Regions from separate parts of the Homo sapiens genome. Here region 1 is linked to region 2. A link is an interaction called in ENCODE POLR2A ChIA-PET data of the cell type or tissue named here. Cell type or tissue: OCI-LY7. All regions are shown on one strand. Each heading gives the region's core, and the rest is flanking DNA. Links, peaks and the distances in the headings are about the cores only.

Region 1 (2,915 bases), core at 268-2,767, 94 kb after region 2:
TCACCTTCTCCCTTAGTTTATGTCCTTCTGAGTCATAGAAGGCAGGCAGACCTCAGGTGCAAAAGGCATTGATGGTAAAGGTGTGGGAGGAGGAGGGACATAAGAGACTGGAGGAGAAAGGCAAGGCGTGGGAGAGACAGTGGAGAGCTGGAAGAGGAACTTTCTTATTGTGTTTTTAGGGGAAATGTTTCATCAAAGGCTGCTGTGCCTACCACTCCTAATGGATGAGATGATTTTAGGTGGTAAACAGTTGAACATATGAAATTTCAGAACAAAAAATGAAAAAAGATGAAAATAAAATAAATTTAAAAAAGAAATAAAATGTCAGGTCATGCGTGGTGGCTCACACCTGTAATCCCAGCACTTTGGGAGGCCGAGGCAGGTGGATTGCTTGAGTTGAGGAGTTTGAGACCGGTCTGGGCAAGGCGGCAAAACCATGAGAACAGATTGGGGTTGGGTTGGGCTCAGTTTCTGACATAATCGTTCAGGATTGGAAGGCATGTGAGGCAAAGGTCCTTAGGAGTAAACTTGTCTAATAAACGAGCTCTTTGCCCAGGTAAGCAAACTGCCTGCCCAAATACATTGATTTGCAGGAATTTTCTGAAGCAAATTGCCAAGTTACATATTGGCTTACAGTCTTATTTTCCTGGGCGAGTGTTTCCTGGAAAAAAAGCTGTGTCATATTGACATTGATGGACTCAGTGCTTATAATTATTTGTTTAGTTAATGTGTGTTTGAAAATATATAACTAGGCCGGGTAAGGTGGCTCACACCTGTAATCCCAGCACTTTGGGAGGCCAAGGTGGGCAGATCACCTGAGGTCTGGAGTTCCAAGACCAGCCTGGCCAACATGGTGAAACCTCGTCTCTACCAAAAATACAAAAATTATCCATGTGTGGTGGTGCACGCCTGTAATCCCAGCTACTTGGGAGACTGAGGCACAAGAATCACTTGAACCCAGGAGGCGGAGGTTTGCACTCCAGCCTAGGCAACAGAGTGAGACTCTGTCTCAAAAAAAAAAAAAAAAAAAGGAAAGAAAGAAAGAAAAGAAAATATATAACTAGTGACATTTTGAGGTGGATGATTCAAATAAAATAAAAAACTAAACAAAAAATAAAAAAAAAAGTAAATATATAACTAGCATATCCAACCACTGATCTTGAAGGTAATATTATTTAGGGCAACACTGAAGAATATTGGGTTTAAAGTTAAAAACTAAGTGATTTAAAGAAAAATACATTAAATAACTAATAGTACGGATGATACTTATTTATCTATGACAAAAATTGTGACCACTATAAATGAAAGACTGAAATGTGAAAAGCACGGCTCAACACTGTCAGAATATCTCGGTAGGGTCTAGGCTAGAGGACAGCCCTAGCACAGGGGAAGGTGTGTAACTCATAGGTGAATCATCAGAAAGAACCAGGGGAAGAGAGTGGGGTTGCAGAGCTGGTCACCTGATCTGGGAGGGACATGAACACCCACTGGGTTTGGTGTCATTTCTGTTGTGCAAATGAACTGAGAATTAGAAAAGTCCCCCTGGCTGGAAACAGAGTTTGTAGTGGACCTACTTGGGTCTAAAGCTTTCAAATAGGAAGTAACAGTTGGGTTGGAAGATCCCATGAAAGGCGGTTGGGTTCCCCAAGAGAGGCACCTGCCATCGCGGTCACCAGGCCCCACTGAGAACAGGCCAGGTGCCAACTGAACAGCATAGTGAAGAGGGGCTGAAATTCATTTAAGGTCAAGCCAGCCTATATGGCTTGGTGAGGAATATTTTGGACAAACTGAGAAGGACAGAAGGCAAAGGCAAGGGCAGCTTCTGGTTTTCTAGGAGTCTGAGCCAAAGAAACTTCCAGGGTGGAGCTGGTATAGGGAAAAGGTAACATCCAAATCAATGCAGGCCAAGGTTAGCTTGAATCCAAGAAGAGGAACCTTTGGGACCAGACAGGGTAGGGCCTTAGGTAGAAACCCCAGCAACCAGGGCAGAATTCTGAGCAACTGCTGTTCTCAGGTGGCTGCTGAGACCAAATAAAGCTTGGTCCTGAGTCAGCGGCTGATGTAGTAAAAAGGGAGCAAGCACGGATGTGGGTTCTGAAAGTTGCTAAGAATCTCACTACCGGGAATCACCTGGGGGCCTAAACCTTAGGTAGCTTTACCAGCATTCTATTCCAGCCAAATCCTAGAGTAAAACCTAGAGAATCCTGAAAGAAGACATTCTAAAAGTAACCGTAGGCCAGGCGCCATGGCTTATGCTCATAATCCCAACACTTAGGGAGGCCGAGGCGGGAGGGTTGCTTGAGCCCAGGAGTTCAAGGCTGCAGTGAGCCAGTGAGCTTGGGAGATAGAGCGATACCTTGTCTCAAAAAAAAAAAAAAAAAAAGTAATCCTAGCCCTAGTACCTTTCCTTCAAGACAAGGACAAAATATTGTTGATATTCTGCAAATCCACGATTTCTAGTGGTTCTTGTAACAGCTGCAGTGTTACTCACTGCCTTGTTAACTCCTTGTTAGCTCCCCCGACCAGTGTTGCACGTTGCACTGTGGCTGGAGCATGGCTGCATGGTCAGACTGTTTAGGTACACATGAATGTTCCATCATTCAGTACTCAGAGCACCTCAGACAAGTCACTTACCCTCACTGAGGCTGAGATTTTTGCATTTGTACCTACTTCGTGGAGGTACTGTGAAGTGGGAGTGACAGAATTTATGTAGAATGCTCAGCACATGGTGAGCACGTCATAAATATTAGCTGTTAGCTCTTACTTTATTTATTCATTTATTTATTTTAATCTTTTTTTTCTTTCTAGCTCTCATTTTAATAAAGCTTTAAGGGGATTTTTGATTTGGGATTTTTACTTCCCCTGGACCTGGAGGAAGAGAAAGGAAGGTCAATGAGAGCGTGATGACGGTGCAG
Region 2 (2,915 bases), core at 215-2,714:
CAAAGATACATGCATGTGTATCTTCACTGCACCACTCTTCACAATAGCAAAGACATGGAATCAACCCCAATGCCCATCAATGATAGACTGGATAAAGAAAATGTGGTAAACATACACCACAGAATACTATGCAGCCATAAAAAGGAAAGAGATCATGTCCTTTGCAGAGACATGGATGGAGCTGGAAGCTGTTATCATCCTCAGCAAACTAACACAGGAAAAGAAAACCAAACACCACATGTTCTCACTTATAAGTGTGAGCTCAACGATGAGAACACATGGACATATTGGGGTGGGGGGGGACAAACACACTGGGGCCTTTAGGAGGGAGGGGTTGGGGGAGGGATAGCATCAGGAAGAATAGCTAATGGATGCTAGGCTTAATACCAAGGTGATGGGTTGATCTGTGCAGCAAACCACCACGGCATATGTTTACCTAGGTAACAAACCTGCACATACTGCACATGTACCCCATAACTTAAAAGCTGAAGGAAAAAAAATTGGCTGGGTGTGGTGGCATGCCCCTGTAGTCACAGCTACTCAGGAGGCTAGAGCAGGAGGATGGCTTGCACCCAGGAGTTTAAAGCTGCAGTGAGCTATGATTGTGTCACTGCACTCCAGCCTGGCAACAGAGTGAGACCCTGTCTCTAAAAAACGTTATAAATAAATAAATAATGTAGGTAAATGTTCTCACTGCAACAAAATATATGAGAGATAATGAATGTGTTAATTAGCTTGGTATAATCATTCCATATATATATATTTTATATATATATACACACACACACACATCAACATATCACATAGTACCCCGTAACTATACACAATTCTTTTTTCTATTAAAAATAAAAAGAGGTCAGGTGCAGTGGCTCACACCTGTAATCCCAGCACTTTGGAAGGCCGAGGCGGGCGGATCACAAGGTCAGCAGATCGAGACCATCCTGGTCTAACTCGGTGAAACCCCGTCTCTACTAAAAATACAAAAAATTAGCCAGGCGTGGTGGCGGGCGCCTGTGGTCCCAGCTACTCAGGAGGCTGAGGCAGGAGAATGGTGTGAACCTGGGAGGCGGAGCTTGCAGTGAGCCGAGATCGCGCCACTGCACTCCAGCCTGGGTGACAGAGCGAGACTCTGTCTCAAAAAAATAATAAAAATAAATAAATAAAATAAAATAAAAACAGAAATAGAGAAAAAAAAGGACAAAAAGGGATCAAAGTTAAAGTCTGTCTACAAATCTTTCACAACTAAGTTTTCAGATATACTTAGTTTTACCATGGCTACATACTGGGCAATAAGTACTCACTCTTTAAGAGCTCAGTTTTACTAAGGTATTGGAGGTCATGGAGAAGGATAGCTTCCCTCTGACTGAACTAAGGTAAGCAGGAGTTTTTAAAAAATTTAAGGAAAACAACAACAACAACAACACACACACACACAGGCCAAGGCAAGAGGATTGCTTGAGCCCAGGAGTTCAAAACTAGCCTAAGCAACATAGTGAGACCTCATCTCTACAAAAACAAAAAACAAAAACTAGGGGAAACCAAGGAGAACAAAATACACCAAAACTGAGTGATGGATGAATACTGACTACAGATTAAATTTACCTGAAATCTAAACACAAATGCAACAGGCTGACAGTTTATAAAATGATTTCTTTCATTTCAACCCTATCTAAACTGACTTTTAAAGACGATCAAATTGTGTTGGCACTGTTTTTAGCTTTGATTAGGTGCTCCTTGATTCATATTAACTGCTTCTAGAACATTACAATTTACTCTCAAATTTAATAAGCTGTTCTTTTAGGCTCATAACACTTGATAACGCAAACTTCCCTGGTTACCAGAAGCAAGAAGAATACTTTTTAAAAAAGATACAGATCCCTAGCTTCATTTTCAGAGCTACTGAATCGGAGTATCTGAGTAGAGTGATAAAAAAACACTTTTTAGAAAGCTCCATCAGTGCTTGCCAGGGGACTGGGAAAATATGGAGTGACTGCTTAATGGTTACAAGGGTTTCCTTTGGGCGATGACAAGTGTTCTGGAATCAGGCAGTGGCAATAGCTGCACATCACTGTGAATATACTAAAAAAACCACTGGATTATATACTTAAAATAGTTTAAGCTGGGCACAGGAGTTCATGCCTATAATCCTAGCACTTTGGAAGCCCAAGGTAGGAGGATCACTTGAGGCCAGGAGTTTGAGACCAGACTGAGCTGGTGAGAACCCATCTCTAAAAAAATTGTTTTTTAATTAGCCAGGTGCCTCAGCACAGTCTGTGGTCCCAGCTACTCAGAAGGCTGAAGTGGGAGGATCACCTGAGTCCACGTAGCTGAGGTTGCACTGAGCTGTGATCACACCTCAGCCTCCCAAGTAGCTGGGACCACAGACCCATGCCACCACACCCAGCTAATATTTTGTATTTTTGGTAGAGACACGGTTTTACCATGTTGCCCAGGCTGGTCTCAAACTCCTGAGCTCAAGTGATCTGCCCACCTCGGACTCCCAAAGTGCGGGGATTACAGGCATGAGCCACCGGGCAAGAGTAACAAATATTTTAAAATGAGCTGCGTGTGGTGGTGGACATCTGTAGTCCCAGCTACTTGGGAGGCTGAGGCAGGAGGATCACTTGAGCCCAGGAGTTTGAGGCTGTGGTAAGCTATGGTCATGACATTGTACCCTAGCCTGGGTGACAGAGCAAGACTCTGTCTCAAATAATTAAAAAAAAAAAATCTGAAACTACTATACATGTATAAAGAAAATGAACAATTAAATATTAATAAATGGATGGTGAAGGGCCAGGCGCAGTGGCTCACGCCTGTAATCCCAGCACTTTGGGAGGCCGAGGCGGGTGGATCACGAGGTCAGGAGATCGAGACCATCCTGGCTAACACGGCGAAACCCTGTCTCTACTAAAAAT

The links. ChIA-PET counts read pairs that join two places held together with the same protein. Peaks named below come from ENCODE experiments on the same cell type or tissue, not always from the same donor. Only the 100,000 strongest peaks of a DNase experiment are listed, where the experiment ranks them.
Region 1: POLR2A ChIA-PET joins it to region 2 with 11 read pairs; 5 of 35 experiments call an interaction of 5 or more read pairs at or near these places.

The regions. Positions count from the first base shown.
Region 1 is chr18:9,065,685-9,068,599 of GRCh38, reverse strand. It overlaps LOC124904243 (a long non-coding RNA gene), which reads left to right and starts at 2,809. Exons shown (of 2, transcript XR_007066278.1): 1 at 2,809-2,915. RefSeq lists an enhancer at 1,729-1,948. In OCI-LY7, for the core only: no CTCF peak of the experiment used is centred there; DNase peaks (open chromatin) are centred at 1,579, 2,029 and 2,629; H3K4me3 peaks cover 1,033 bases; H3K27ac peaks cover 2,500 bases.
Region 2 is chr18:9,159,615-9,162,529 of GRCh38, reverse strand. All of the region lies in intron 1 of ANKRD12 (ankyrin repeat domain 12), which reads right to left. Among named protein-coding and RNA genes, the nearest start is that of ANKRD12, 24 kb to the right of the region's middle. In OCI-LY7, for the core only: no CTCF peak of the experiment used is centred there; no DNase peak of the experiment used is centred there.